2 separate regions of the Homo sapiens genome follow, and region 1 is linked to region 2. Evidence: read pairs that join two places in POLR2A ChIA-PET (ENCODE). Cell type or tissue: A673. All regions are shown on one strand. Links, peaks and the distances in the headings refer to the core of each region. The heading gives the core; the rest is flanking DNA. Region 1 holds the start of LOC124902698 (a long non-coding RNA gene). Region 2 has its middle 54 kb from the start of SMIM38.

What was found. Peaks named below come from ENCODE experiments on the same cell type or tissue, not always from the same donor. Only the 100,000 strongest peaks of a DNase experiment are listed, where the experiment ranks them.
Region 1: POLR2A ChIA-PET joins it to region 2 with 7 read pairs; 1 of 35 experiments calls an interaction of 5 or more read pairs at or near these places.

What each region holds. Positions count from the first base shown.
Region 1 is chr11:68,322,528-68,338,538 of GRCh38, reverse strand. The region is part of intron 1 of LRP5 (LDL receptor related protein 5); the gene reads right to left. LOC124900302 (a long non-coding RNA gene) reads right to left here. Exons shown (of 2, transcript XR_007062749.1): 1 at 12,444-16,011; 2 at 10,232-11,980. LOC124902698 (a long non-coding RNA gene) reads left to right here and starts at 334. Exons shown (of 3, transcript XR_007062748.1): 1 at 334-477; 2 at 2,369-2,502; 3 at 10,077-10,183. RefSeq lists enhancers at 5,573-6,148, 9,864-10,158, 9,607-10,184. In A673, for the core only: no CTCF peak of the experiment used is centred there; a DNase peak (open chromatin) is centred at 10,038; H3K27ac peaks cover 1,265 bases.
Region 2 is chr11:69,201,971-69,217,981 of GRCh38, reverse strand. No RefSeq gene overlaps it. Among named protein-coding and RNA genes, the nearest start is that of SMIM38, 54 kb to the right of the region's middle. RefSeq lists enhancers at 8,527-9,026, 9,027-9,528, 9,910-10,410, 10,411-10,911. In A673, for the core only: a CTCF peak has its summit at 5,808 (motif pointing right); no DNase peak of the experiment used is centred there; H3K27ac peaks cover 1,421 bases.

The sequences.
Region 1 (16,011 bases), core at 8,011-12,010, 880 kb after region 2:
CAAGTCAGTGTCAGAGAAAGGCCAGCTCGTGGCCCCTCCTGCCTTGAGTCCCAGGACCCGTGATCAGTCCTACCCGGAGCAGAATCAGGAGTTTGAAAACCCAAGTGCCAACAATCTCATTTTAACCCATGTAAGCATATCCAATATTTATATATAGAATTCATAACAGATGTCTGGGCTTCCATTCCAATAGCCTATATTTTACACTGTTTATTTACATGGTTACACCAAACAAGACTCAATTCAAGGTAACCCAATCCTTTGCTACTATACCAAAATAAGCAACATTTTCAGTCCATGCCTTATATATATTCACCAAGCATTACACTAGGCCTCCAACTGCTCATCGGAGCAAGCTGCAGCCTGGACACAAGCTAGAGATTAATCAGTCAGGAATGATCCTGCGTCCAGTGCCAGCATGATGGAAGAGACAGAGAAACAGAAGACATCAGGGCTCCAGAGTCAAGGAGCCTGCAGGTTAGTTGGGCAGGATATACACACATACACACACACACGCACACACAAAACCACCCAAGAAGAAAAGGTGGGATGAATGCATGGACAGGTAATGCCTGGAGCCTGGGGATGGATAAGCTGACTGCAGGTGGCCCAGGCAGGCTTCCTGGAGGAAGAAGACCTGGCTGTAGGTGGGGTAGGCAGGCTTTCTAGATGGGGAAGATCTGGCTGTGGGTGGAGTTGGCAGGTTTCCGAGAGGAGGAAGAGCTGACTATGGGTACACCTGGCTGTTGGTGGACCAGGCAGGCTTCTTGGAGGAGGAAGATCTGGCTGTGGGTGGATCAGGCAGGCTTCTTGGAGGAGGTAGACCTGACTATGGGTGGACCAGGCAGGCTTCCTAGAGGAAGAAGACACGGCTGTGGGTGAACCAGGCAGGCTTCCTAGACAGAGGAAGATCTGGCTGCGGTTAGAGTGGGCAGGCTTCTAAGAAGAGGAAGGGCTGACTGTGGGTAGACCTGGCTGTGGGTAGACTGGGCAGGCTTCCTGGAGGAGGAAGAGCTGGAGCATTGAAAAACAAACATGACTTGGTGAATGTTGAGCATGCCCAGGCCTGATCCCCAGAGGCAATTACGCACTCAAGTTACTTAATTCTACTCACAATGCCTCACAAACAACTTCTCTGACACCTAACACAGCTCTGGGCACCTTCTAGCTTCAGCTCCTCAAAGCAGTTATTCACGCTACTACCCTGCACACCTCCTCACACCCCAACCCCAGGGACAGGAGTTCTGCCAGATGCCAAAGCTCCTGATGCCAAAGCCTGGGTCTGCTTCCGGGCTCCTCTTGGTCTAACTGTCCACCCCGCATCGGCATGATGTGCAAAAACAAGGCTTTGCAATCTGCCCTGATGCCTGGCGGAGCGAGTCCCTCCCGATTCGTCTCCTTCAGAAACACCTGGGCTGCCCTGGTCCTGTTATACCCCCAACACATTCTACAGTCAGCTCCGCAAGTTCCACAAAGATCAACGCTGGCGTTTTTATGGCATTTTATTTACAGTTTTTACAATATAAAAAAGGAAGGATGCCACAGCTCAGCCAGCAGGACAGACAGAGATCTATGATGCTTCTGCTGCACCATTGTTTGTGGTCAAGAAAGTCTGTTTTCAATGATTTATTAAATTGTGGTGGGAGATGGATGGTGGCAGTGGTTACCAGCAACATGAATGTTCTTAATGCCACTGAACTTCACGCTTACAAATGGTTACGACGATAAGTGTTATATGTATTTTACCACAATTAAAAACAGGTAAATGCAGGCCGGGCACGGTGGCTCACGACTGTAATCTCAGCACTTTGGGAGGCCAAGGCAGGCAGATCACCTGAGGTCAGGGGTTCGAGACCAGTCTCGCCAACACGGTGAAACTCTGTCTCTATTAAAAATACAAAAATTAGCCAGATGTGGTGGTGCATGCCTGTAATCCCAGCTTCTCAGGAGGCTGAGGCAGGAAAATAGCTTGAAACCGGGAGGCAGAGGTTGCCATGAGCTGAGATTGTACCATTGCACTCCAGCCTGGGTGACAAAAGCAAAACTCTGTCTCAAAAAAATAAAATAAAATAAAAATAGGTAAATGCAAACATATGGTATAGTAATATTATGGGCTATTATGAGCTACAAAAAAGAATGACTTGGGACTACAGTTACAGCCCTCATTCAGGAATTTGTTTTAAATGTGGGTTGGTCGCTAAGGCATGTACACAACATTTTGACGTTCAAATATTCCTAGATTTGGACAGTGAGCACCCCTCTAAGCTGGCTCTTCTGTCCCAGAGGTCCCCACCAGTCCTCCAGAACTTCTTTGCTTTCTTACACAATAAGATGCCCCATGCTCGGCTTGTACCTTTCCTTGCCCCAGCCCTAGAACCAGCTTCTTCGTGGACAAGCTCTGACTCCTTTGGGTGGAGAATGGTATTCAGAAACCCAGACCTGGGCTCTGGTGTGCTCACTGCTACTTGGGGTCATTGCTTCTAGGCCTCTCTGCTGATGGAGGTAGGATATACACGTACAGTCTTCCCTCTTCCCAGATTCCGTACTTGAGCTCGCCTACTTGCTAACATTTATTTATATCCCCCAAATTAAACCTCACAGCACTTCTGCAATCACTCACTGACTTGCAGAGTGTGAAAAAACTGAGTCACCATCACACGTTCCAAACTGAGGTCAACTGAGGCCACAACGCCCCATCTTCTTGCTCCGGCTGTCGAGATGTAAGCAAGTGTCCTTCTCTCGGTCTAGCTAGTGCCATGCTTTCCACATCACTGTGCTTTTTGTGGGCAATTTTGCTGTATAAAATGTCCCCTGCACATATGCTGCTGTGTAGTGCTCCTAGGTGCATGAGGCTGCCCCACGCCTTACAGAGAGAATATGCATGAGAGGCTTTATTCAGGTATGAGTTATAGCGTAGTTGGCCATGAATTCAATGTTAATGAATCAACAATATACAGTAAATAAGGTGCTTTTTAGAGACAGGGTCTCACTCTGTCACCCAGGCTTTAGAGTCCAGTGGTGTGACCTTGGCTCACTGCCGCCTCAACCTCCTGGGCTCAAGTGATCCTCCCACCTCAGCCTCCCAAACTGTTGGGATTACAGGCGTGAGCTACTGCACTCAGCCTAAATAAGGTGTCTTAGAAACACACATAAGACAAGGTTATGGGCTGAGTGCGGTGGCTCATGCCTGTAATCCCAACACTTTGGGAGGCCAAGGTGGGAGGTTCACTTGAGGCCAGAAGTTTGAGACTAGCCTGGGCAACATGGCAAGACCTCATCTGTATATTTTTTTAAATCAGACAGGTGTGGTGGTGCATGCCTATAGTCCCAGCTACTGGAGAGGCTGAGGCAGGAAAATGGCCTGAGCCCAGGAGGTCAAGGCTGCAGTGACCCATGATTGTACCACTGCATTCCAGCCTGGGGTGACACAGCAAGACGCTGTCTTAAAAAAAAAAAAAAAAAAAGCCAGGTCAGGTATCGAACAGTTGGCAAAAACGTTGTGACCTGAGGCTCACAGGAACCTAGCCCGATGTTTCCCCTAGGAGCAATGGTTCAGTATTCAATAATTCAGGGTTCCCAGTGACTTTATGGAGCATAACTTTCAAGAATAACAAGAACCAACTGTACGTGTGTATGTATACTCACACTTTTATTTTATTTTATTTTATTTTTTGAGACAGAGTCTCACTCTGTCACCCAGGCTGGAGTAAAATGGCGTGATCTCGACTCACTGCAACCTCCGCCTCCCAGGTTCAAGTGATTCTCAGCCTCCCAAGTAGCTGGGATTACAGGTGTGCCCCCACAACCGGCTAATTTCTGTATTTTTAGTAGAGACGGAGTTTCGCCACATTGGCCACGCTGGTCTCAAACTCCTAACCTCAAGTGATCCACCCACCTCAGCCTCCCAAAGTGCTGGAATTACAGGCATGAGCTGCCGTGCCTAGCCTACATACACTTTTATACACACATGCATCTATGACTATTTCTCTATTTCTGTGCATGTGTGTGTGGCAGTACCTACAGTTTCAGCTATGTGTCTGGGTACTGTCTCGTCCAAGTTTGTAAGCACCTTCTCCAAAGTGCAAAGCCTGGCTTGTGTTACTATCCATATGTTTACTTATTTGCTCAATCAATTTACTTATTAGCTCCATAACCAGCTTCCCATCTGCTCCAGTAGCCTCTGCTGTCAGTCACCTCTGCACCCTACCCCACCTTGCTTCCGGATGCTGGATGCCAATCACCCCCGACACCTCTACATAGCACCACCCTCGACATGCTGCTTCTTTATTTCTTATTTATTTGTTTGAGATGGAGTCTTACTCTGTTGCCCAGGCTGGAGTGCAGTGGCACGATCCAGGCTCACTGCAACGTCCGCCTCCTGGGTTCAAGTGATTCTCCTGCCTCAGCTTCTCAAATAGCTGGGATTACAGGTGCCCACCACCACGCCCAGCTAATTTTTGTATTTTTAGTAGAGATGGGGTTTCACCATGTTGGCCAGGCTGGTCTCGAACTCCTGACCTCAAGTGATCCACCTTGGCCTCTCAAAGTGCTGGGATTACAGGTGTGAGCCACCGCGCCTGGTCTGCTTCTTTAAATGCCAGGCACCAACATTTGTGCAATGGGGTGGGAGGAAAGAACAGGGAGGAGAGCGCACTGCCGGCCCCTGCACTGAATCCACTGATCAATCTGGGGGCAACTGCCATCTCCATCTCCTGTCTTCCTATCCGTGAACATCTACTGCAGTCCTCTCCAATGTCCTTCTGTAAAGTTGTATTATGTTTTGCATACAGGCCTTGCATATTAGTTCTCAGATATAATCCATATACTTTATATAAAATTCAAACCACATTTAAAAAAATAAAACTAGCATGACTATAACGGAGTCTGCAACATTCTCACAGACTTTATGATAAAACATGAAACTTCAAAGATACTTAGGGTGGGGCAGGGACAATGTTTAAGGCTGCCTGGAAGCCTCCCCATCCCTGAGCCAGAAAGTCCTATCTCCCCTTCAAGGGGAAATGCTTGAAAAAGCACTGATCAGGCTAAAATGACAGGGACCAGGGAGAAATCAAAGTACAAGTGAGCTGGTCTCCTCCATTCTGAGCACAGCAAAGTTCAGTCTCTCCAAGTCCAAGAATCATACACCTGTTTGCCAAGAATGAAGTTCAGGTGTCTACAAGTGGCTGAAAATATTCATTGCTGGGCCATTAACAACATTCTTGGCAAAACCATACCTTAGCTTCTCGTGGAAATTTCTTAAGGTAGAAGAAACAGGAAACACCCAGGCTCGCTTTTATGTAGACAGTTCCATGAAGCCAGGGACCTTCCCCACATCCACGTTTCAATTACCTGCACGCAGCTCACAGTGTATTCAACATCTACGCGTCTCTCCTACTGGGGTGGCGGTGGCCACTCAAACCCTCATGCAGCTACGATGACCGCAATTTTGGCAACATAATTTCATGTTTTTCCTTGGGCTTTTACCCAAGTCAGTGACACAATTCTGCAGTTGTCTAAAGATTCAAAATGAGGGACTTGACATTTACAACAATAATAAAATCTTGGGTTTCCTTTAACCAAGCACATGTTCTGCCTTTTAGAGAAAGCTCTGCAAACTCAAGCTGGAGTGGGATACTTGCTGACATCTTCAAGCACCCCAGGAATAGCTCTACTCCCCCATTTCCACCTTGGCTGAACCATCTATATCCCACCAATTCCCCCAACATCCCTCCATCCGTCCATCCATCCACCCAAGGACCTGCTAAGCCAGGAGGTCTCTCCCATCTACCCCACAGCCTGGCCTCAGCCCACAAGGGCTCTCTCTACATGAATCCCACCGCACCAGAGTAGACCAAGTCTCCCGTAGACTCCACCCTGACCACCTCCATGCCTCCAGCCATTCCCACCCCTAAAAACCCTCCCTGGTCTCTACACCCAGCTGATGAATACTTGGCTGAATGTGACCTGGCCTCCTGGACCCAGGTGAAGCCCACGTCCTCCGTAAGCCCGCCAGCTCACCCTGCCTCTGCACCTTCACTGGAGAGAGCCCGCACTTCACCTCCTCAGGGCAGGCATGGCTGATGCCACCCAGTGGAACCTGGTGCAGAGCAGGGCCCGGTGCAGAGCAGGGCTGCCTGCAGAGCAAGGCCCGGGTGCTGGGGCCGAGCACCTCCAATGCTGGCCGTGGACCCATCCCTCCCATTCCAGGTGCTGTCTCCATCAAGAATGAGCGAGCTGCTGACATTTGCATGACAATAATGAATAAATACCATATTTTGCTTCAAATCCAGAATAGATGTGGCCAGGGTTGGCATATGACTGTTGGGAAAGGACAGTTTGCCTCTTCCCAAACCAACTTGGATTATAAAAAGCTTTTCTTAACGACCACAAGAGCGGAGGAGCTCAGGGGCAGACAAAAGGAAGGCTGGCTGCAGAAGGCGGGAGAGTGGGGCCTTCAGGGGCGGGTGGGGAGAGAGAAAGCCTGGAGCTGCACCCCCAAGGTCTGTGTACATCAGGTGCTACAGAATAACACCACCTCTTCCAGCTTGGCCCCCACCTGCCCTCTCCCAGCCCAGTCACCCAGACAGCACCCCACTCCCCACACACACCTCACATCTGCCCGCCTCACACTCACCAGCTTCGGCTCTCAATGCAACCTGGAACCTGCCCTTGGCCTCTCAGCTCAGCCACCCCCATTCCTGTTGGCCCCTGGCCCCCCATCGAATTCTCTCTAATCCTAATGCACACACTTGCACACTCAAACACACACACACACACACACACACACACACAGCCCAGAGGAAAACCATAATTGACTGAGGTCCAGGCAAGTTTCCCGAGCAGGGACCACATTTCAAAGGTCAGGGAAGCAGGCGAACAGGAAACATACAGGGGGCACGTTTGGGGGTGGAGCAGGAAATAAGAAATCACTTGCAAAAGATAAAAAGAAAATGAGGTAGCTGGTTTCAGACACCTCGGAGCACACAGAACAGGACAGGCGCCTCCGGGTCTTCCCTCAACAGGGAGATGGGCCAGGCAGGTCCCTGCTGCTCCACCGCAGAGCTGGGGGCTATGGCCCTGACACCAAGGCCCTGGGGCAGGCGGGGAGGCAGCTGTTCTCCTGCCTGTGCTCCCGGGCAGGGCCTGGCCCCACAAGGGAACTGGCCGAAGGCTCTGCTTGGCTACTCCGGAAAGTCCTGGGAGACAAGCAAAGGACTTGCTAGGTCACTCCAAACGGCCCAGATGTGACAACTGTGAAGAAGCCACACCAAAGCAAGGTGACAGAACAGTGTTGGTGACGTCAGGTTATCAGCTTAGGCACAACTCCACTTACCCGGACTCACCCGTAACCTGCCGTCTCTTCCCAACCAGTAAAGGATGCCTAGGTAGAGGGGCACAAGGCCTGGAGCATAATTACCATTTTAAAGGCTCTGAGAAGTCCTGCGGTGAGGAAGCCTAGTTCACTTTCTCTCCCCTAGGATTTCCCAACTGCGCCTGATCACAGAACATTTTTTCATTTCCACTCAGGAAACATATTTTGAAAAACACTGGCCTAGAGGCAGAAGTGAAATGGAAAACACAAAAGTAAAACTGAACAGGAGGCACTGGGCAGAGAACGGTCAGAGGCGCCCTGAATCCTGGACCGGTGGAGATCCCCAGCTTGGCATGCTCCCCTCCCTGGGCCCAGACCGCCTCCCCCCATTTCCTGGATAAGAAGGCTAATGCGCATCAGGGTGAAGGGCTTGCCTGGGCTACACCCCCAGGCTCGCCCCACACCAATCGCGCTCCTGCGAGAGCCAGTGACTTTCTTGATTTGGCTACTGTGGAATTGTTTGCAACTAACCACCCCAGATACAGATACAAATGACAGGATGATCAGATGTAAAGGACCCACAGGTCTCTGTGATACGGCTTCATGCAGCCAGCATGGCTAGTGCCGTGCAGAATGAGAATGACCCCAGGCAAGTCCTTGCCTCCCAGACCCAGAACCCCATGGAGCCCACCAGGGCTGGTTCACAAGCACTGTCTGGGTCGGGCAGAGATTCCAGCAAGAGGAGGGAACATCCATGCACCGGAGCCAGTTACCAGAAGCAAATCGCCTCTTCCAAAACCCAGGCTATTAATGGAGTCCACTGTTGAGTGGAGCTGGGGTCTAGCTATGGAATACTGCACAGCAGAGATCTTCCTGAGAGAAAGCAGTTTTCCCTGAAAGCCATGTGTCCTCCACTAACTGTGTTTTAATTGGGCGAACGTCTGTATCTCATTGCAGTGGCCGCGCATGTGCTGACAAGGGGCTGGGGGCGGGGTGGGGAGCAGAAGCTCAGGGGCCTGGGAGGGAAGGAAACAGGCCACCAGGGCTCCCCAGAAGGCATGTATCTCTCTCACAAACACACGCATGCACACACACGTGCACACATACTCTGCAAGCCCTGAGTTAGCAACTGTGGAATGTGACCAGCTCAGTGATCCCAGGACAAGCTGCTAGGGAATATGACATTTGATTGATGTCTGCAAATGTGCGTTTTCACTAATTAGAAGGTTTAGGGCAGAGCAGAGAAAAATATGTATTTCAGAGTCCCAGTTTGACCTGCCAGAAACCAGCCCATTACTAACATTCTTATTTTCAACAAAATATAGCATTCTGATTACATACCATCTTGGTTCCACGCCTCCTGCCTTGCCAAGCCCCCGGAAGCGGCCCAAGGCCATGGCAAATAGTGAGAGAAACAGTTCCAGGGTGGAGACTGACTCAGGGGTGTCAGTCAGTGGGGCGCTGATGGCCGGTGGGAGGCCAGCAGTCATCACCCTCTCCTTGGGACAGTTGAGTAGCTCTCCCCCAGGGTCATGTGGCCACTCAGGTTCATATGGGAGGCGAGAGGAGTGGCAGAGTCCAGGAGAGTGGCTCCGAAGTCACTGTTCCCTCCAGGCCTCAGTGTCTTCATCCATTAAATGGGCAGGCTGAGGTCTGGGATGACAAGGAGGGCTTGCACTTACTGAAACCCATGGGAGGCTGTTCGCCGATTTCTTTTATTGATGGAAGAAAACACTCGTATAATTCAAGTACCAATTAAAAGGCAGGCACTGGAACCACCGTCTGCCAATTCCTAGTTTTGCCTATACCAAATTTGAGCAAGTTAATTGACCTCTCCCAGCCTCAGTTTCTTCGTCTGTAAAATGAGGGTAGGGATGGCCCCCAGCCCACAGGGCAGCTGGAAGGATTAAAGAAATCAAACATCTCTTAGAGCCCACCTGGCACACTGTGATACACAACAAATGTTAGCTATTTTTGTCTATGAAGTCTAGATTTTATATCTTGGGTGTTCTAAAGCAGGATACATTTATTTAAAAACAAGGATTTTCATTAAACACGTACCCCACAGACAGCAACCCCATGGAGACTGCTCTTAATTCAGGCCAGTATCGAAACGACTCTAACTACAAGCTTTATACAGGTCTCTTGGCTGTCCTTCAAATCCAACTAAGGTGGTACTTCTGAAGCACTGTGCACATGTGTGTGTGCATGCACACGTGTGGGAAGGGCGGGCTCACGGATCCCTCAGGTACCCCACCCACGCAGTCTCAAGTCACAAAGCGACAGAGCAGCCGAGGAAGGTCTGTGCCCCACTGGACCCTCGTGAAGCCACCAACTCTACCTCTGCGCCGTGTCCTGCAGACTGGGCTACCCTTTGGGTGGGGACCAGCATTTGATGCAAGAAAGGCAGACAGAAAAGGAAAAGGGCAAGTTCGACTCCAGATAACACAGACAGTACCAAGCCCCAGGGTCCATAAATGCCACGCAGATGGAAGCATTTACTGCGAGGCCACACAGCAAACGCACGGATCCAGGGACGGAGGTGCAGACTGCGGTGCCCCTGAGCCATGACCCTGCAAATTACCACCATGGGAAAGGAGGCTGCCAAACCCCCCGACAGTCGGCTGGGCTGGCACAGACTCGTGGTTTCCATCGAGGTGGGAGGAGGTGGGACGTCCCAGCCCCTCCCCCATGCCCACTGCAGAGGGAAGCGGCCGTTTCCCCTGTGTGGTTACAAAGGTCTCATTGTTCTTCCTCACAGGGAGGAAACTGGAGGACCGAGCTCAGAACGCATTTTAGAACTGGCAGAAAAGAACATCTGGGGAAGGAAACACATTTCAGAAACAAACATACCTTTGTACCAGCTTTTATTTTCTTTAAGTGTTGAAAAAATAATAATAATAAAGACATGCCAAATTTATCATCGCTCTACAAAATCCCTTTATTGAGCAAAACGTGGCAGCTCTACTTTCAAATGATCTACTGTTCCTGGAAAATTGCAGCAACGTGGATGCCAAGGCCCGAAGGCCGCCATCAGCAGCCAAACAAAAGATGCCACCTCGGGCTCCGCGACACTGTACCATGCCAGGGAACTGGACAGATTTGGGGAATGCCACGGTTTGCCTTTAACCCCTTGCCTCCTGGTCTCCTGATGCATCTCAGAGGCTAACATTCTTTGAGGAACTGGCATTTCTTAGTTGTAAATATGCATGTGGGTTTGGGAGCTGCCTGCAAAGTCCAGTGTTGACGATCAGCTTTGATTTCCTTGGAATCAAGTTTACGTGTCGAGTCTGGAAGTTAAGAAGAATTTGGAGAAGCTGAGCACTATGGTGTTGCAGGCCCTGGGTGAACTCTTCCACCAAGCATTCATTGTGGACTGACAGCGTGCGAGGGGCTCTGCAGGCAGGTGCACAGGACGAAACACATTCCGTCCGGGGGAAACCTGCAGGAAAGCTCCCTCTTCTTCCTAAGGTGCCGGGCCTAGCTTCATGGGTCCCTACCCTCCACGCCTGTCACACTTTCTGAGTCTCATGTGGGAGCTGCTTCTGGTTCCTGACTTCACTCAGTCCTCATAGGAGGTGGAACTACTGTCACCCCATTTTACAGATGGGGAGACTGGGCACAAGGGGACCAAGAAACCAATGCAAAGTCACACTTGTGGGATCAGTGACAGGGGAGATCAATTCCCAGGTTCTTTCTGCAAGAGTTAAATTGTTTTCATGCTGCCTAAGGGGGGGCAACTGAAAGACCACTGCATATCTTTGCCAAAAGGGTCAAGCACAGGAGCCGCAGCCAGTGGGTCAGATCCGCAGAGGCGCTGGGGTGACCCTCCCCATACCTGGAGGGATGCTTGTCCCCTCCTGGCCTTCACTGGGTCCCCTCATGACCGTGGCCTCCCAGGACCTCAGCACAATCCCGGTCCTGTGCTCCAGGACAAGCCCTCCGTCCCCGAGACTGTGAGGAAATGGAACGAAGAGGGGCTCGCTGCAGCCCAGCACCCACACTGCCCCTTCTCAGGGGCAAGAACCGTCCTGGAGGACTTGGCTTTGGAGGGGGAGCCTGGGAGGCCAGTAAGTCAACAAGCCTCTACTGCTCATGGGTGGGATCCCACCGCAGGCCCCCACCTGCTGGGGCGGGCAGGGACGGGCGGCACAGCTTGGCCAGGGCAGATAACCCCCACCTTGGCCAGGGCGAAGGCAGGACACGTGGGCTCCAGCCTGGCCCCACCATCCCTGCACAACACTGGGCAAAGTCCACGTTCTCCTCAACTGGGTGTTGACATCTGCAGGACAGGGGCATGGAGGTACAGAGCGCTGAAGCCACACAGCAACCTAGGAGCGAGACTCCATGCCTCCCCGGGGACCCCTCCCCACCATGAGGACCATGAAGGCTTCCCATATGCCGCAAGGACTCTGGTGTGGAGACACACGTCTCCTACACAGCCAGGCCTAACGCTCTTGTAACTGGGTGGTCCCACCTGGGCTCACAGCTGGAGGGCCAGGAGCTCAAGGCTTCGCAGGGTCTGCTCTCATCCCAGAGGCGATGGGGAGCCACAGCAGGCTGCAGGAGAGAGGGTGGGCCCCCTCCACTTCAGAGGCCCCATCTGGCCCACAGACTGGAGAGCACATCTCTCAGCAACCACGGAGCGCCAACTGCGCACAGGGCCTGGTCGTCAGAGCGGGGCAAAGGCACTGACCGTCACGGCCAGGGCGAGGGAAGACGGGTGGGCAGGGACCTTGGGCAGAGGGGGAAGAACCTGGTGCCCAGGCTGGCCCTGCCTTCAGCAGTGAAGCTGAGTGGGGAGGCGCTGATGCAGGGGGCCAGAAAGGGCTGCTGGTCAGCCGGGAGGAGCCCCCCACAGAGGAAGCAGCCAGCCCAGACGCAGATGGCAGGGTCCCCTCAACAATGTCCTCTGAAAAGGAGAGGCGGGGACTGCTCTGGTGACACCTACAAATAGATAGTCAGCCCTCAGCCCCCTGCCATACTTCTGACAAAGCAGAGGCCCCCAGGGGAGGCGCACCCGAAGGTACCTGCACCTGTCCCCCAGACTCCTAGAGCCCACCTGACCCCATCCCACCAGGGCTCCAGCTACAAAATAAATGCCGAGGCCAGCTAGGCAAGGACGCACACTCGGTACCGACTGAATAGGCTCCACGTTGTCATGAGCGCAACCCACAGGCCACCAGGCCACACTATGCAGAGCTGAGATGGTTTCGGCCAAGCAGCCTCTCAGCTGAGCTGAACAAGTCCAGAGTCCCCGGGGGGTCGTCACTATGGAGTAACAATTGCGATGCGATGGTAACCCTAACAGCTAACCGTCACTGAGCCAGGCCCTGAGCTAGGTACTTTTCAACGCTGCCTCTCTGCAGCCTCAGGACGAGCCTGTGGGAGCATAAAGATCATTCCCTATCACGGATGGGGAAACTGAGCTCTGAAGCAGTTAACGTGCTTGTCCCAGACCGCAGAGCTAGGAGCAGGACACAACAGCAGGTCAGGCAGGAACGGGTGAGGGGGGCCTGCATGGGCTTCTCTGGAGGCTGCGCATACACGCAACCCCCAGGACCCCGACCCTGCACCTGCAGCTCGCTACTGCCCCCTCAGTGACTCCAGCAAACCTCGGGGTAGGGGAAGGAGGCTGGGAATACCTCGGGTGTCCGAAACAGCAGCTTCTGCTTGGAGGCCACTGCTGCATAATGGTTGCTGCCCAGCACACCCCAAGCCACCTGTGCCACCTGTGGTGACCTTCCAGCATGCCTTGGTGACCAAGCTGGCCTTAGGTGCTGTGGGCAGCCAAGAATAGAACAGGGCCCACCCCTCCTCTTCACACTAACACAAAGCAAGAGGCGGGCACTTCGACTGAGTGCATCCCTCTAGCTCAAGGGCCTCACGGATCACAGGGGTCAGGGCAAGATCCCAATTCTGCATTCCCGTCTGCCTTTCATCCTGCTCTGCCAACAACAGCCAGTGAGGCTGGGGACATCCCTGAACCTGTTTCTCACCTGAAACACATCATACCATTGGACCCCAGCCCTCCGGGAGAGGCCCTAATCCCTGACTGTGGTGAGATCAGATCACTGGTTAAGTACCCAGAAGGGCCTTGGTCAGGGGCTCCAGGGGTGGGGGGTGATGGGCGTGGTGGTATCCCGCTCTGGGCTATAGTCCACCCTGATGGAGGAGGTCTGTGGTCAGAACCGGGCTGTGCAGGGCACAGGAGCCCAGAGGGACCCCCAGAGCTCACCTGGTGGTCTCTGAGCAGGGCTCCCTCAACCCTCAGAGAAAAGCACAGCAAGGAGGCCGCCCAGAGCCCAGCGCCTAGCACCCAGTGGCGTGCCAGACCTGCCTGGATCCTGGAGATCTCTCATCACCCTCCAAGTCAGTCATGCCCAACCCAGGGACCCACAGCCCACGGGGCCGTGAAGGTGTGCTGAGTCCAAGAAGGCCTTCGACACTGGGAAGCCAAGTGGCACCTCCTGGTGTGGAGCAGGCGGAATCCCACCAGCCTCTGCTCTGCCAGTGGGCACAGCTGGACGATGAGCAGAAGGGGCTGTTGCTTAATAAACGTCATTTCCTTAAGAGGATAAAACCTTTCAAAACAGATGGAAATTTTTTTTTAATTAAAACTGGTGGCCAAAGAGATGGAAAGCACCCCTTGTGCCTCCCTCCCATCGTGACCCATCCTCTGCACACCTCAAGCTGTTCGCTGCCCAGGTGTCTCCTGAGGCACTGGGGGCGGGTGAGAATCCGTGAGCCCTCGGCCAGCCATGGCTCTCTGGAGCTCTGCCCCAGGCCATCAGGGCACACGCCGGGCACCCTGGGGGCCACACAGGGCAGAGCCCAGCTGGGTCAGCACACAGGGCCACACTGGGCACACAAGTCTCTGAGCCTCCCCTGTGGACGCAGCTCTCACTATCCCACCCCACTAGGTCCCGGGGATCTGTCCCACAGGGTGATATGCTGTCACAGACCACTACCAGAGCCATGGCCTGCTGTTCCGCCCGCAGCCAGGTAGTCACCTGCTCCACAGGGACAGGCAACGCCGCACTTGGGGGCTGCTCTGCGGCAGGACTAGAGCTCCAGCAGCTCAGCCCTCCTGAGAAGGAGAACTCCATGCTCTAAGAGGCAGACGCAGCGGACGGCACCAAAGCCACCACAAGCCCACGGGGCCCTGCATGGCAGGTCAGGAGTCCCTGACCACTCGCTCTTTGTAACCAGAGCTGCAGTGGAGTCTACGAGGCAAGGACTGTGGGTGGCAGTGGCCACAGCAAATGAATGAGTGTCCCAAGGGAGCAGGCGGCTGCGGGGAGGCACAGCCGGGACCCAGGAGTCCTCCGGCACTGCAGCAAACTCCCTGGGCCCCCTGAGCAGCGACCAGGTGGCAAGTGCATGAACTCCCGGGGGCATAACCTGGGAGGGTGACACTCTCTTCGTGTTCAAATTCTTGAGAACGCATTAAAAATATCACTCAGTCACCTACTCTATAGTTTTAACTCAAAAGTACCAAAGTAGCCAGGCGCGGTGGCTCACGCCTATAATCCCAGTACTTTGGGAAGCTGAGGCAAGAGGATCACTTAAGCCCAGGAGTTCCAAATGAACCTGGGCAACATGGAGGGACCCCATTTCTACAAAAAAAGTGTTTTAAAAAATTACCTGGGCCTGGTGGTGTGTGCCTGTAGTCCCAGCTACTCAGGAGGCTGAGGCGGGAGAACCACATGAACCCAGGGGAGGTAGAGGCTGCAGTAGGCTGTGATGGCACCACTGCACTCCAGCCTGGGTAACAGAGTCAGACTCTATCTCAAAATAAATTTAAAAAGCACCAAGCCAGGCTTGGTGGCTCACGCCTGTAATCCCAGCACTCTGGGAGGCTGAGGCAAGTGGATCACCTGAGTCAGAAGTTCGAGACCAGCCCAGCCAACATGGTGAAACTCCATCTCCACTAAAAATACAAAAATTACCCAGGCATGGTGGCGGGTGCCTGTAATCCCAGCTACTCAGGAAGCTGAGGCAGGAGAACTGCTTGAACCCAGGAGGCAGAGGTTGCAGTGAGCCAAGACTGTGCTACTGCACTCAAGCCTGGGAGACAGAACGAGACTCCATCTCAAAAAATAAATAAATCAATCAAAACCACCAAGACTTTTTAATATAAACATTTATTATTCCATAATTCCTTTTTTGCATGATTAAAAATGTTTATATAAAGTTTCCTGAAAATGGTAAGAATGCCAAGTGAAGGCTGCAAATGCCCAAGCCCCCACCGTGGCATCTCACGGAGTCTGGGCCCTAGGAGGCTGGTGGGTACCACGTGGACCCGGGACTTCACAGTCAAGTCCCTTTGGGGTACACTGGGTTTCCCACACCCCAGAAATATGGGCTCTTACTGCAGGACCATGGGGGTCCTCACACTTGGCCCAGAAGCTGTCACATAGCCAGACAGGTGTTCTACAACCTAGGCTAGAGGGAGCTCATGCTCCAGCAGAATTCGAGCCAGAGGAGGTAAAAGATGGGTAAGATCTGCTCCCTGGACAGATGAGGCCTTGGCCTCAGAACAGTTACTGATCATCTACCAGACATCACACTAGAGGCAGAGGGGCGCAGACGAAGACAGCCCCTGTCCTCAAGGCCCTCCCAGGTTGGGTGGACCATGGAAGGTTCCAGACAGATCTGGCAAGAGAAGTGCCCACACCAGGGGCAGAAGATGG
Region 2 (16,011 bases), core at 4,594-8,593:
AGACAAGGCTGGGCTGGCTGGCACCAGGCAGGATGCCCCCATGGTCAGCCCGGGCAGCAGGGAGTGTCTGCAGGACGGGACATGCTTGGGGGCCCACGCCTCCAACCCCGAGGTTCCCCCACCACCTTCCCTCCCTGGGCTCTCTCTCCAGGAATGAGAGCCTCAGCAGCAGGCAGGCCCATGTCCCTGAGTGACCCCACCTAGGCTCAGGCCCAGGGCTGTGAGGCGCCAGCAGCTCATGGAAGCTCGCAGTGGGGTACAGGTCTGTGGAGACTCCAACCAGCCACAAGCCATCAGCCTCATCCTCAGCCCTCCGTCTTCAGCTCAGATGCCACTGGCTGGGGCCAGGAAACGAAGGGTTGTGGGATGACCTGCCCAGGTGGGAGCTGAGAAAGGCTCTGACACATGGCTGGTGCAGGGTGGCTGCCCTGGGTTCAGGTCCCAGACACTCTGCTTTCCAGCTGCACTATTTTGAACAAGCTATTTCCTCTTCCTGAGCCTCACTTTCTCCATCTGTGAAATGGGCATGATCCCAGTGTCTTGCTCTTAAGAGATGATGTCAGGACTACATAAGGAAATGAAATGCATGAAACTTTTGCTGAAAGACAGCTAAAACAAACTGATGATAAGAAAAGAACAGAAAAAAAACTGATCTGGTCTGTTCTTTCAAGAATTGCACCTCACACTGGGCATCAGGAAAGATACTGATTCGAGAATCCAAGGTTCCTGCTGGAAGGAGACCCTTCCTTGGGCCTGTCAAGAAAGTGACCCGCATTTGCCCCACTGGGCACTCAGCCCCAAAAGGTGGAGACTTAGCATAATGTCAGAACCCAGACATTTTTTTTTCCTATTGGAAATTTTTATTATCTTTAAATCCAATTCTGAGGGTACGAAAGTCACAAATGTAGCCTCTGTGAGTCACGAGCCGTCGGCAGAAAAATGCTATTGAGACTTGAAGAGGGCGGCAGAGATCTCCAAAGATTGGGTGGGTTTCTTTAAGCCTCTCAGAAGTTCTCATTTCACAGCCAGCTGACATGCACATAAAGGAGCAAGACTTTTCCCAAGGAAATGTCTCACACAGCCAGGGCAAGGCTAGTCACCCCCACAGATGCCTGTGATCACTGCATCAGGCCTGCTGTCAGCTGTCCCGCTGGGAGGGCAAGGTGCCCATCCCCTCCTGGCCACCAAGGTGTTTGTTTCTTTGGGTTTCTACCGATGAGCCAGGGGCTGCTGATTTTCTTGGCTGTTTCTAAGGCCAAGAAATGTGTCGGGCAGCCTCGGGTACTGAGGCAGGCCAAAAGAGTTCGGGTGCCAGGCCCCAGACATCCAGCCCAACTGCCCAAGGCTGCTTGCTCCCAGTCACATTAGTGACAGCCCATCCCTCACCATGAGCCCTCGCCAGGCTCTGTGTGAAGGGCCTGATGCATGAGGTCTCATTGCAGCCCCACAGGAACCCCTCAAATTGCTATCTTTATGCCCATTTTGCATATGGGAAAACTGAAGCTCAGAGAGGTGAAATGACATGCCCAAGACCCCACTTCTACAAAGTGGTAGAGCTGGGATTGGAATGCATGTCTTTCTGGCCCAGTATCTGCCCCCTTCACCATGCTTCTGCCTCCTGAACTTAAGTCACTAAGAGTTATTTGCCAGCGACTACTACATGGATAGCCTCCATTAGGAACAGAATGGGGACAAGCATGATCCCAGTCCTGAAGAAACTTGTGGCCTGACTGAATGAATAAGCGAAAAAATGAATAAACAAATGAATGATGTGGAGCCTCTGACAATAAACTGATTGAGTAAGTTTTCCTTCTTTGGAATCCTAGTTGCTCTAAATCGGCAGAATCCTGAAAATATTTAAATGTGCTTTTGGATCTGCCTGAGCCTTAGAAAAGGGCTTACTCAAGTGTCACGTTTTGGGGATAAGGCCCAGAAACAGGGACCAGGAGGCATGAAACAGGGCAAGAGGACAAGCCCATCTGAGGGTGTGTCTTACAGCTGGCGCTGCTGCAGAGTGCACACCTCGCCAGCATGAGTCAGATGGCTGAGAAGCTCCCAAAGGCACTGCAGCAGAGAACCCCAGAGCAGAAAGGACAGACTGTGGCAGCAGGAGTGGGTGTTGTCAGATTTTTGCCCCCATGCAGCCAGCTGTCAGCAGAAGGGCTGCAGTAAGGAAGGTGGAGATGATTTGAGGCAGGACACAGAAAGTGTCCAACACAAGGCCCACTGGTGCATTTGTTCATTCTATCGATGTTTATACTAAACCAGATGTTGGAGACAAATAGATATGAGATGGACTGATGGATGGATGGATGGATGGATGGATGGATGGATGGATGGATGGATGGAAAGGCTGGTGATGGAGCCCAGATTCCTCTGCTATTAATAGCCCAGGCACCTCTGCACTGGGAATGAGTCCAAAAAACAAAAGGAGATCCTGAGCCAGGTTGGAGCTGGAAAACCAACAAGACACCCTGAAACAAATCTTTATGTCTGATGCAATTGGCTTGGGGGCTGGGAGGTGGAAGGTGGCCTTCAGCCAGGAGACATAACTTATCTCCTGATGGGCCTACAGAAAAGCCTCCCAGCTCTGGAGCATGTGGGCCAGGGTTTTAATCTCGGCTCCCTTTCTTTGAGGCTGGCTGCATTACCTTGAGCAAGTCACTTGAATTCTCCAAGTCTTGTTTGCCTCATATATAAATGAGGATAGTAGGAGTTCCTGCCCTTGGCCATCTCTGCTGCAATTGTGTCCCCCTGTGGAGGAACTCTCATCTCGTGGTATACCTGGCAGCCCCTTCTCTGGGTGAAGAAACTGGACCTTGAAGTGCAGAAAGTTCTCTTAAGATCCCAAGATCATATCCCAGACTAGAATATCTGGTCACCAATTCTACCACTAGTCTACAGTGATAGATTAATGGGTAGGCCAGTGGGATTTGGAGCCCCAGCTGTGATTCTGAATATGACATGGGCTACTCCAAGACACACATGGAGTCTTTAAGAATACCCCATGGCCTGCTCCAAGTCTGGATTCATCTGTATTCTATTTACACCTCCAGATGTTGACCATCACTGAGTGGAAGGTGGCTACATCACCAAGGGGCATAATCCAGAGGTGTTCTTAGAAAATGAGATGAGCTGTCCACTTCCCAAATGGAGTATGCCAAAGGCACTTATGGACTGGGAGCCCTGCAAGGGGAACAAGAGCCACTCCCATTAAGGCAGAAAGGTAGGGAGGGAGAGATGAGTTTGTTAATTGATCAATTGATTGGCTATTGAATTGGTTAGTTGGTTATTTAATTGGTTGGTTGGTTAGTTGGTTATTTAATTGGTTAATTAGTTAGTTGGTTGTTAGGTTGTTTAGTTAGTTGCTTATTGAATTGGTTGGCTGATTGGTTAGTTGATTGGTTGGTTGGTTGGTTGATTGGTTGGTTGGTTGGTTGGTTGGTTGGTTGGTTGGTTGGTTGGTTGGTTGGTTATTTAACCGATTGATTGGTTGGTTGGTTGGTTAGTTGGTTGGTTGGTTGGTTGGCTGAATGGTAATTTAACCGATTGGTTGGTTGGTCCAAATGGTAAAAGTGATCGTCATCCCTGGAGTTTGCCAGACTGGCTGCATCATCAATTCATTCCTTCATAGTCAGGCAGTCATTCATTCAATGCATTCTGACTGCCTCCTGGGTGAACATTCTGGTAGCAGTGAAGTCTACCAGCTCCCACCCAGGTACAAGCAGTGTGTGGAGCCACAAAACCAGATTCTGTGAATATAGACAGCCTGTCTGCTGCTTCCCCCTGTGGCCTGGCCCAAGTCACAGGGAGTCAGCCCAAGTGGTCAAGCTCTGAAGCCTTGATCATGTGCCTATCTCTCTGGGGCTCAATTTTTTGGTCCATGAAGAGGGGGCAACATGGGCCTCTCTCTTCCAGGGCAGCTGTAAGGGCAGAGGAGATGGTGCCTGAAGCTCTCTGGGCTCACAGACGAGTGCTCTGGGTGGCAGCAGTGGAAAGGACCTGCTCTACTTGAAGGAAACCTGGAAATTGAGAAATGCTTCCTTCAAAAATGATTTTAGGACTGTTGGCAATGGACCCTGTGTTCATTTCCTGGGGCTGCTGGAAGAGATTGCCACAAACCAGGTGGCTTAAAACAACAGAAATTTGCCCTCTCACACTCCTGGAGGCCAGGATCCTGAAATCAAGTGATACAGTTTGGCTGTATCCCCACCCAAATCTTGAATTGTAGCTCCCATAATCCCCACATGTCCTGGGAGAGACCTAGTGGGAGGTAACTGAATCATGAGGATGGGTCTTTCCTGTGCTCTTGTGTTGGTGAGTAAGTTTCACGAGACCTGATGGTTTTATACAGGGGAATTCCCCTGCACATGCTCTCTCTCACTTGCCTGCCGCCACGTAAGACACGACTTTGCATCTCCTTTGCCTTCCACCATGATTATAAGGCCTCTCCAGCCCCGTGGGACAGTGAGTCCATTAAACCTCTTTTTCTTTATAAATTACCCAGTCTCAGGTATGTCTTTACTAGCAGCATGAGAACAGATTCATACATCCAGTGTGGGCAGAGCATTCCGCATGCCACCTCTGCCCCGCCCCACCCCTGGCAGCTCTTGGGAGGAAACTTCCCGCCTCCTTCAGCTTCTGGGGGCTCTGAGTTCCACGCCTTGTAGCCACATCACCCCCATCCCTGCCTCTGTCTCCACATGGCCTTCTTCTTTGTGGCTGGGTCTTTTCTTTTGTCTTTCCCAAGGACATTTATTGTATTTACTGTCCCCTCCCCCAATATAGGATGACCACATCTCAAGATCCTTACTTAACTATATCTGCAAAGACCCTATTTTCAAATAAGGTTACATTCTGAGGTTCCAGGGGGACATGAATTTTGGCGGGAACACCCACTATAGACACCCAGGCAGGGATGGGCAAGTGACCCACCCAGCGGCCTGGAGCCAGTAGGGGACCACCTACTCTTCCACTAGGCACAGCAAGGTCCCCTCCTGGCCCATCCAGGCTGACAGCCCCAGCCCCCAGCTCCGTGGCTCCTGTTGCTTGTGGGATGCACCATCCCCTCCCAACAGCAGACATGGAGTGGGGCAAACTTGAGTGGTCCTCGGTGGGTGGAAACTGCCAGATGGAGTGAGTATGAGCTACACAGCCACCGACAAGTGGGCATGGTGGTCCACTGCCAGGCATCAGGAAAGCAAAGTCAGACAGACCTCCAAGCATGGGCAAACCTTGGGGTCAGTCCGTAAAGAGAGGCACGGTTCCTTCAGGTGGGCCTGGTGGCAAGGTGGCCACTGCAGACAGAGAGGAGGGCCCCTGCAGAGCCAATGGGCCATGTGCTCAGAGCTGGTGGTGGGTGCAGTGTCCACACCAGGGAGAGGAAGGGAGATGAGAGCAGAGATGTCACCAGGATGCTAAGCTAAGGCTTTGGGCTTGATCCAGGGATATTCAGGGGAAAGGCAGGCTCAGAGCCTCTCACGCCATCCTTCGGCCACCCCCACTTTGGAGAATGGATGGGGACTAAGGCAGGGAGACCCATCAAGAGGCGATGTCTATGTGAGCCACACTGGGTTGCTGCCAGCACGATCCAGGATCCAGCAGGGATGGCAGGCAGGGAGGAATAATCCCCTCGGGGGACCACAGTCCTGTCTGCATCTGGGGCTGGGGGTCCTGGAGCCCCCAGGGCAGGAGGGCGGCACATGGATCATCTCCTGGAGACAGGCCCTGGCTCGGAGACACGAGCCCCCATCACACGCCGAGCACAGCCACGACAAATAATTCACCGGAGAGACTTCCTCCACAAGGGGGAGAAATGCCCAAAGGTCCCTTTGTCTTAAAACATTAATGTCCAAGTTTAAATTGGGTTGGGGGACGGAGGAGGGGAAGAGGGGAAGGCGGGGGCAGCAGAGCCGTCACTGGGCATCATTCATAAGCCACACACTGGGCCCTTCATCGGGCCCAAAACTCACCCTTGTGGCTACGCAAAGATTTATTGAAGCCTCAGCGTGGGCTCATTTATTTTCCTCCAAACTGATTTGAAAAGACCGTTTGCATCTGCCCTGGAGAAAAAAAAAAAATGTGCATATTTGGCAAACTTTGTTTGAAAAATCTGCTTGTCCCCAAAGAAGTGACTTCGTGTTTGGTCGGGGGCAGGGGCTGTGTGTGTTGGGGAGGGACTGGGGCTTGCTCCTTCCCTGTCATCTGCCGGCCAGGGAAAGCACCCAGAGCATGAACTCAGACATCCTCTCCTGCACACTGGGACCTACAAAGCCGTTACATGCGGGCCCTTTGCTCTGAGACCAAGATCTCCTTGTGACTTTTTCTAGCTCTCTCGGTGGCATCTGTGCCCAGACAGCTACAAAGTGCAAAGAAAAGTGTAAAACAGAGTATGGAAAAATAGACAATAATAAATTCAAATATCAGCTCACTTTGAGAAAGGAGTAAATGCTCCATTTGCCCCCTTCAGAAAAGAGAAATGTCATTCATGAATAAACCTTGACCCTCTTCATAACCTGAATATACAAAGAGCTCTTACAAATCAGTAAGAACAAGAAACACAATAATAGAAAAATGGACAAAAGATGTAACTGGGACATTCATAAAAGGAAAGTGGGATCAGTAAATACAGGTAACAAAATGTTTCACTTACCAATAATCAAACTTAAAGCATTCCTCCAATCAGTGTAAGCATAGACAACTAAAATATCATTTTGCACTTACCAAATTGGCAAAGGTGTGAAAGAACAGTGGTGAAATTTGGAGAGGAGAGGTACAGGTGGTGGGACCTATCATGGTAACCCCTTTGTGGAGAGCTCATTGACAACAGGTATCCACAACTCAGACCTAGGCAAGCTCTTTGACCCAACAACTCCATGGAATTCAGAGGTTTGGCTCCAAGGGGCATGAAGCCTTATCTAAACTCCCAGAGCATGAGACTGGCTCCTTACTGTGGTCTCCAGGCATGCACTTGCCCCTCAGCGGGCAGCAGCCCTGGCCACATGCAGCCTTGCATTCCAGGAAGCTGTGGACACGTGCCTCTCCCCGACAGTGGATGGTGTCTGGGCTCTGGGTCTGGTGGCTGCAGAGACTCCTGTGAGCGGTGGGTGGAAGCCACAGGGAGCTTGCACTCGGGTCTGGAGGAAAGTCCAGGAACCTTGGAGAGCAAGGAGCCCAGCCAGCTGCAGGGAGGCAAGCAGAGCAGGCCTTGGTCTCCTTCGACACAGATGCCTCTGCACAGCCTCACCTAAAGCAAAGCTCATTCCCCCAAGATTACGGCAGCCCCACCTGCCACCCCAGAGTCGTCTACCCCTGCAACAATGACCTCAGAACCTCAGTGCTGGAAGGACCCACAGAGAACACCCATGCCAAGCCCCTGGCTGACAGATGGGGAAATAGAGCAGTGACTCTCTCAAGGTTGTCCCAGCCATGAGTCAGCGTCAGGGGCCTGACAGCCTCAGACTCTCAGACGTTTCCCAAAAGGGATCACCAGAGGCCACGTGTCACCCTGCTGTTCACAGGGGTTCTCAGGCCACCAGCTCCTCCCACAGTGTGGCCCTGCCTATCAATATAAATGTGTCACTCATGAACGTTTATGCTCAAGTCCCCATTGCTTGGGGACACAAGGGAGACTGAAGTAGACAGGCTTCTGCCCCACTAGTGGGAAATGGCACCATGTCCAGGCCGACGGAGCCCAGACAAGGGTCTGCCCTGGTTTGGAAGGTCAGGGAGGACTTCCCTGCAGAGAGGTTGGGGGCTGTGTTTGAAGGAAGAAGAGGGCCTATGTGGGGTCTCCAGGCAATGGAAGACCCTCCTGAGGCGACACCTCCAAGCCAAGCTCTGCAATCTGGAGTGGCTCCCTTACCTGCGACTCCGCGGGCACACCCTCCTGAGCTCCTGCTACGCACCTGTGCATCCAGCTGTCCACAGAGGAGCCTCCCTGCCTTCCGATGGCTGGTGTCACCACAGTCTTGCCATGAGCCTGGCACCAGAGAGCTCTCCACACACCTCTATTCTTACACAGTTCTCATCAGATTCATTTTACAGATGAGAGGACTGAGACACGGAGTGTTGAAGTTTCCCAGGGTCACGCAGCTGGGAAAGGGGAAGTAAGAATTTATCTGGCTCTAAAAGGCATTCTCTCTGCCCTGACGTCTCCTGCTTCATGGTCCCTGCCAGCCCTCCTGGCTGGACCTCTAGGTCTATAGCCTGCAAGTCTCCGGGATCCGATAGGCTCGGAGTGAGGGGGCACCTGTGCCCTTTCTCTTCCCCGCCACCTCGCCACAGGCTCCCCACCCTCCCAGGCCCGCAGAAGGGGGCTCCTTATGGGAAGCCCACCTGGATGCCAGCCATTCAGGGGTGGAGGCTCTTGGGTGCACGCCCAGGAGCCCACGGGTGTGGAGCAGGCCCCGGGTGTCTCGTCAATCCTGTTTCAAGCCATTGGCCTTTCCCATGGAAGATGTTGAGGAAGACAATAAAGACAGCGACCCAGGGCAGAGGTGGGAGGCGGCAGTCAGGAGTGGAGTGGAGAAGGGTCTTGGGTGGGGTGGGGAGCATGGAGGGAAGTGGTTGTCCCTTGGGGTAACAAGCACCCACCTCTGCCAAGCCTGAGAACATGGTCGGCATTTAGTAATTGCTTGGTGATTAAGATTACCCCCTGCCCCGAAAAAGAGGCACATCCACTATGTACGTGATGGGTGTGACTAAGGAAGGTACTTGCTCTCTGATACCTCCTACGGCAGAGGACGATGGGGAGGGCCTGGGCCCAGGTCAGGGGGTGGACACCAGATCCAAAGGCCGGCCCCCAGCACCAGCTGCAGACCTGTATACAGAAGGCACTCAATACTTGCTTGTCAAGTGAACGCGTAAGCTAGGTGCACCTGCCCTTCTTCCCCACAAGGGGATGGCAGTTTATTCACCACTGAGTCCCGAACCCTGTGCCTCACGCAGAGCCTGCACACGGCGGGTGCCCAGGAAGCCCCTCTTGCCCTGTGTCTATGGATCTTATGACTCCAGGCACCAAGACCGGGGGTTGTACCTTCTTTAGGGGCACACGTCCCCCACTGCCCAGAGCCTGAGGCAGAGGCGTGTCCCAGCAGGAGACAGTCGCATTCATTCAACCAGCAGCTCCTGAGGGACAGACAGTCCCCACACCTGATCCACCTGTCTTCCCAGAGTCTGCATACAGGGGTTCCCTGGGAGACCCTGACTGCTGAGTCCTGTTGGAGGGAACAGCCTCCAGTCAGAGCCCCTGACCATGCTGCGGGGTCTGCAGGGACCCCACAGAGTCTCCTTGGGTGGCATGAGAGGGAGAAGACCCCTCCCATAGCAGCGGCTTGCCAGGGGGTCTCTGACACCATCAGCCAAGACACCTGTCTGTGGAGGAGCATGATTATTGTTGGAGAGCATGGAGGGAGCTCAGTCACCAAACAGATGAACAGATAAACGAAATGTGGTCTCTTCACACATTGGAATAGTATTGAGCCTTAAGAAGGAAGGAAGCTCAGACACACACTACAACACAGATGAAGCTAGACGACATTTGCTGGGTGAGATAAGCCAGACATGAAGACACACATGCCGTACAATTCCGCTCACATGAGGTGCCCAGAGAAGTCAAATCCACAGACACAGAAAGAAGAACAGAGGTTACCAGGGGCTGGGAGGAGTTGCTGTTTAATGGGTACCCAGGTTTTGCTGAGGACTCTGGAAATGTTTGGGTATAGGGAGCAGCAGTGGCTATACCTCATCATGAATGGATGAAATGCCACAGAGTTGTACACTCACAACTGGCTAGAATGATAAATATTATGTTATATTTTACCACAATTTAAAAAATAATAGTGGCTGGTCATGATGGCCCACACAGGTAATCTTAGCACTTTGGGAGGCCAAGGCAGGCAGATCACCAGAGGTCAGGAGTTCAAGACCAGCCTGGTCAACATGGTGAAACCCCGTCTCTATTAAAAACACAAAAAATTAGCTGGGTGTGGTGGCTGGCGCCTGTAGTCCCAGCTACTCTGGAGGCTGAGGCAGCAGAATCTCTTGAACCCCGGAGGCGGAGGCTGCAGTGAGCCGAGACTGCGCCACTGCACTCCAGCCTGGGCAGCAGAGTGAAACTCAGTCTCAAAAAATAAATAAATAATAAAACTAGTAAGGCAGGTGTGGCCTCAAACCAGGCTTCACTAGGTAGGAGCTGTGGGGCTGTGGGCAAGTCACTCAACCTCTCTGTTTCCTGCATGTAGCATGAACATCACAGCAGCGCCTCCCTCCGGGGCACCTGTGGGAGTCACCTGCACAGGCGTGTGCCAAAAATCACACATGCCATCCGTCGGATGACAGTGGCGGGCCCTCACTGGAGCCAGAAAGACTGGGTGAGCCTAGATTTGGACTCCCAGGCTCACAGTTCAGTCCTGACGTCACCTCTCAGCTTGTGCCTCTGTGCCTGGGGCTGCAGTTTTCTTATCTGTCCAAGGGCAGGCTTAGCACCTGTCCCATCACCTCACAGGGATGGCAGGAGGTGCCGGGCAGGCTGGTTTCATAAGAAGTTCCAAGACCAGGGACAGCACCTGCCTTATGGGCACACGTGCCCCACTGCCCAGAGAGCCAAAAGCAGAGACGCCTCCCAGCAGGTTGTGTCCACGTTCATATTTGTCTGACCAGCAGCTCCTGACGGACAGGCAGGCCCCACACTTGATTCACCTGTTTTTCCCGCCCCCATTGTAGAGTGAGTGCATGAGCAAACACCTCTTTTAGCTCAATACATTCTGTCCCCAAACTCGGAAATGCTGTGCCATTCAGATGGAAGCACAGTGCTTCAGAAGAGCAGATTCCTTCTCTCAACCAGGAAGGTGGGCCGTGAAAGGGCACAGAAGGAAATGTTTTGTGTGGCTCCCGAACCCCATAACAGGCCAAGAGAAGAAACAGGGAGAAAGAGACAGACAGAGGGAGACAGGGTGATAAAAGGAAAAGGAGGAGAAAGGAAAGAAAGAAGAAGAAAAAAGGAGAGGCCGGGCATGGTGACTCACACCTGTAATCTCAACACTTTGGGAGGCCGAGGTGTGTGGATCACTTGAGGCCAGGAGTTTGTTACCGGCCTGGGCAAAATGGCAAAACTCCATCTCTACTAAAACTACAAAAAAATTAGCTGGGCGTGACGATGGGCGCCTGTGGTCCCAGCTACTCAGGAGGCTGTGGCAAGAGAATCGCTGGAACCCAGGAGGCAGAGGTTGCAGTGAACAGAGATTGCACCCCTGCACTCCAGCCTGGACCACAGAGCGAGACCCTGTCTCAAAAAAAGGAAGGAAGGGAGGGAGGGAGGGAGGGAGGGAGGGAGGAAGGAAGGAAGGAAGGAAGGAAGGAAGGAAGGAAGGAAGGAAGGAAGGAAGGAAGGAAGGAAGGCAGGCAGGCAGGCAGGCAGGCAGGCAGGCAGGCAGAAAGACGGAAAGAAAGGAGGAGAAAGAGAGGGAGTTAGAGAAATCAGAATGAGCTAAAGACCCACCCATCAACATGTGTTTCCCTGTGTTATTAAAACACTTTGTCTTTACAACTCAGAAAATTAAAAAAACTCTGCCAGACCCAGGCTCTCCACATCAGTATTCATGACATCTGTCTTCTCCTATAAAACTCTCTGAATGAAGCCTCCCCTAGTAGAAAACGACTCTCTCCTCTCTGCCCGCTCTTTCTTTCCCCTTCAAAACAGATTGCGAGACAGATGATTGCATTGTTTTGTCCGATTTCCATCTGAAAACTCCCCTCCGTGTTGGCCACTGGGCGCCCCTATTAAGGCCCGGGCACTGAGGGGCCACGTGGGGTGGCCGAGCCTCTGTCGCCCGCTCCCTGGGGCCTTTCCATCGGAAGAGGAAAAAGGACCCAGCAGACAAAGGTGCGGGACATAAATTAAGCCCGAGCTTTTTAAGTTCAAACTGAATTTTCTTTATTTTTTCACAGCTGTCAGAGGAATCGGGTAGAACTCCAGTAACGCATGTTTAATGTATTAAAAAGTGGGGGGGAAGCAAACCGTCCACTCCGAATGTTCCGTCCGCCGACTTGCATTGGGAACATTATTTCGGGCCAGTGAACTCCGAGCAAGTCAAGTGTAGAGACATGGACAGGGGCCAGGGACCCCCCACCAGAGGCTGTCATATCTACTGAAAGCCCACTTGTCATAGCTGGACGGGGGCAGGAGGGGGACAAACGTCTCAAAGTGCTGGAGACTGCCGCCAAGTCGGCTGGCTTCACCGAGGCTGGCTGGCTGGAGCTGGACAGCCCACGAGGCCTTATGGACCACCATACCATCCCAGCCAAGCTGCGGCTGGCCACCTCACTCCAGGCCCTTCCTTGGGCCCATGGGGAGGGAGGGCTCTCTGGAACCCAGGCCTGGTGACGCAGCCAAGAGAGCGAGCTTTATACATAAGCGCCAAAGGTCGCTATGGTTAGGTCAAAAGACATGATGGGTAAACTGAGGCAGGGAGTCCAAGGGCTTCCACCCAGCCGGGGTCCTTCTCCCTGCGCAGCGTGGCCCAGAAGGAGCAGGAGAGGACGCGAGGCAGATTGGAGTCCCGGCCATGGCTGAGCAGACATGTGACCCTGAGCAAGTTGCCAGGTGACCAAGCTCGCCTGTGCCTCATGTTTGAGCTTTGAGTGAGGAGCCCACACTGCTGGCCGTGTGAGCTGTCATCGGCCCTGCTACTGTCATGACCACCACGAGGCCTCAGGAAAAGAGGAAAAGAGGACGGTGTGCCTTCCTCCCTTGGCAGCCGGGACACACCCCACCCACCAGTCCTCACCAAGTGCACGGCCCACAGGGCTCCAAATTCAGCCTTTTCCCAGGCCAGTGACGAAACCCCGGGGGCGGGGGGAGAAAAACAGCGTCCCTTCAATAGCACGTGTTCACCACCCCTTCCTCAACACCACATCCCCCGATGAATCACTGTCTGGGAGAGGGGTTCGCTCCAGCCAAGGTCAAGGCAGGTTTCCCAACCAGACTGGCTGAGTGAGTGCCCCGCAACATGGCCAGGTCTGATTCTTGCGCCGACAAAAGCTGACCCTCAGCGAACACGAACAGCTTCTCCAGCACTGACTTACTCAAGAAAGGTCATCTCCTCACCCCCTTTCCAGATACAGAAGCTGGGGCTTGAAGAAACTCCGTGGCTGACCCAGGAGCCAGGGTTTAGCTCTGAGGGTATTTCCTCTGCGTGTCTCACCCACCGTAAGCGGGCCGGAACCATCTGCCCTGGACGCCTGTGCCATCGGAAGCCACTCCTTCTGCTGGTCATTCACTAAGTCCCTCCAAGGCCCTGCTGCTCTCCCTCCACCCTCCAGTAAGCAGCCCAGGTCAAACAGAGCAGGGTGGAGATGGAGGTCCCCCCTGCCACCCGAGCCCGCCAAGGCCATGAGGACTCTGCCACACCTTCCCACCTTGCATCTCCAGGCAGGATGGTATCTGGGGCCTCCGCCGTGCACACCCAGCCCCGCTCCCAGGCACCCCACAGCAGTCAGACTTGGACCCGTTGAAATCTACTCATGCCAGTCAGATTAAACAGTGTCCCCCCAACGGGGCCCCATGACACAACCGTCAAGGCCTGTTCACTCAGGGAGGAGATGACCTCTGCTCCTGCCTGCACAGACCCAGAGGAACAGAGCTCCTCCACCCAGCCCCGGGCAGCCATGAGTCCGGGCCTCCCTGAGAGGTGCTGGGTGGGCCCCACCCCCCAGCACCATCCTCCCACCTGAGATCCCTTTGGACCCACGCGCCTAGGACTCAGACCAAGGGCAACGTTTCTAAAAGAACCCTGGACACTGCTGTGCCCTGGCCTCAGGTGCAACCTCGAGCACATCCTGGCTCCTTCTGGGCCTCAGTTTTACTGACTGTAAAACGGAACAAACATCTCCGGTGCCCCCCACCCCATAGGGTCACAGTGATTCTAAATGAGCAAAGTAGAGGTCCCTAGAAAATCATCAGTCATGACCTGGCTGCTGTCCTGAACACTCACCCGGGAGCCCAGAGAGAAAAGGCCAGGGTGCCCTGGGCTGAGTATTCCCGCTCCATGTCCTGAGGGCAGCAGAGCCCCAGCTTCCCAGGGACCCCAAAAACACCCTTCTTTCTGGGCCTCTGTGTCAGCATCTGTGCATTGAGGGGTCATTTCTAAGGTTCTTCCAGTTTTAACCCTTTTCTTGTTTAGGGGGAAAAAAAAGTGCGGCTCGAAGCCAGCACTCATTTAATTTTACATAAACACACTTCTTGAGGCTGAAGCAAATCTGACTGCTTTTCAATGAGAAAATAAAACATAAAAACTGTTCTTGGAGTCATTTCTAAACAGAACTAACATCAGACTCGCGTGAATCATCAGAATCGTCTATTTTGGAAAAAACGGATTCGTCAAATCAATCTTTGGCCAACAAACATCCGAGAACAACCACGCGTAGGAATTCTGTGTTTTCTAGGATGTGACATTTTCAGCGATCGAGAATGACTCTATTTTGTAAATGGAAATGCCGCTACTAGAAACAGAATGCTATGAGTAGGATATGACGTCTTTTGTTTCCAAAGTCAATATACTAGAGCGATGCAAAAATAATAATAAAATCGAGCTATTTCGTGGCGGAGTTATCTCGGGGTAAACACTGCAGTCGCAAGCCCCTGGTGAGTACTCTCAGGACAAATGGGAAAAGGCTTAAACTCTGTTTTCCTCTGACTCAAAACCCACAGGGTCCCCAAAGTGGCCACTTGCTGCTGCTGAGGGTCGCAGCTGGTTCCACCTCAACCTCTTTGACGCGAATGCACCCCGGGGCAGCTCACACCCCTGTGGTCGTCCTCCGAATGCCAGGCAGTCTCAGTGAGGAGCTTAGGCCAGCAGCTCGCAACGGGCAGGCAGCATCTCAAAGAAAACGCCCACAGTGCATGGGTGCCTGCCACGCTCAGAGGCCCCTGATGGAGCTGCCACAGGGACTGGGCAGTGTTCACAGAGCCTGGACCTAGTTCAGCTTAGAGACCAGGAGCTGGGGGGAAAACACCAACCCCCGGGGCACCGACAGCCTGAAACCATCAGGAGCAAAAGCCACACACAGCGGGGAGAAGAACTACCTGGACCCACCAGAGCCCCTCTTGGGAGGTTGAACTCAAGACGGCAGGAGCAAGAGCCGCCAGGGAAGGCGCCCCGACGGAGGGCGGGTCACCGGCTCTGTTACCGTCCACACTGCCATGTCCAGGGTGGTCAGCGCCGGCCCAGCCTGGTGTTGCACATCAGGAGAGAGAAAGGCTGGGTGCAATGACAGGTCTGCCTGAGGGTGAGAGGGGGCCCCCTGCTCAGTGAAATGCCAGCCAGAGGGGGTGAGAGGGAACCCTCGGTTTGGTGAAATGCCAGCCAGAGGGGGTGAGAGGGAGTCCTCCATTCGGTGAAATGACAGCACTGTCTGAATATGGCCTGCTTGATGGGCAGGGCACTGTGGGAAACTGTCCGTGGCTTTCTGCCAATCCCCCCACTTTACAGATGAGGACAGCGCAGCTCATGGAGGGGAGGTTGGCTGAAATCTCAGAGCCAGTAGAGCTAGGGACTGTGAGAGTCAAGTCCCCGCCACTCACCCTGCCCTGCACAAGCTCCTGCAGTACAAGGAGGACCAGGGACACCAGAGGCAGGCAGAGAGACGATTATCATAGGCTTGAGCACAGAGTCACCCCAGCACAGGGAACCAGGGCAAGGCAGGGCATAGTTCCAGTTGAGGAGCCACTTGGACCACCTGCCAGGCCCCTAGGTGGTCCTCCTCCCCAGACTGGCTCAGCTGTGAGGCTGCCTTAGGTGTCTGAGAAGCCAACCTTGAACTCCGCAGCTCCATGTATGGCTCCGCAATGAAGCAGGTGACAGCAAGCACCCAACCTTGGTGAGCCTCAGACCTCCCCCCAGGTAACCCCTGGCTCCCTCAGGGCTGCGGGCACCTTCTCTACAGCTAGGGACTTCTCCAGGCCTCTCTCACCTGCCTCACGCTGGCTCAACCTGCAGCCTGGCTTTGGAC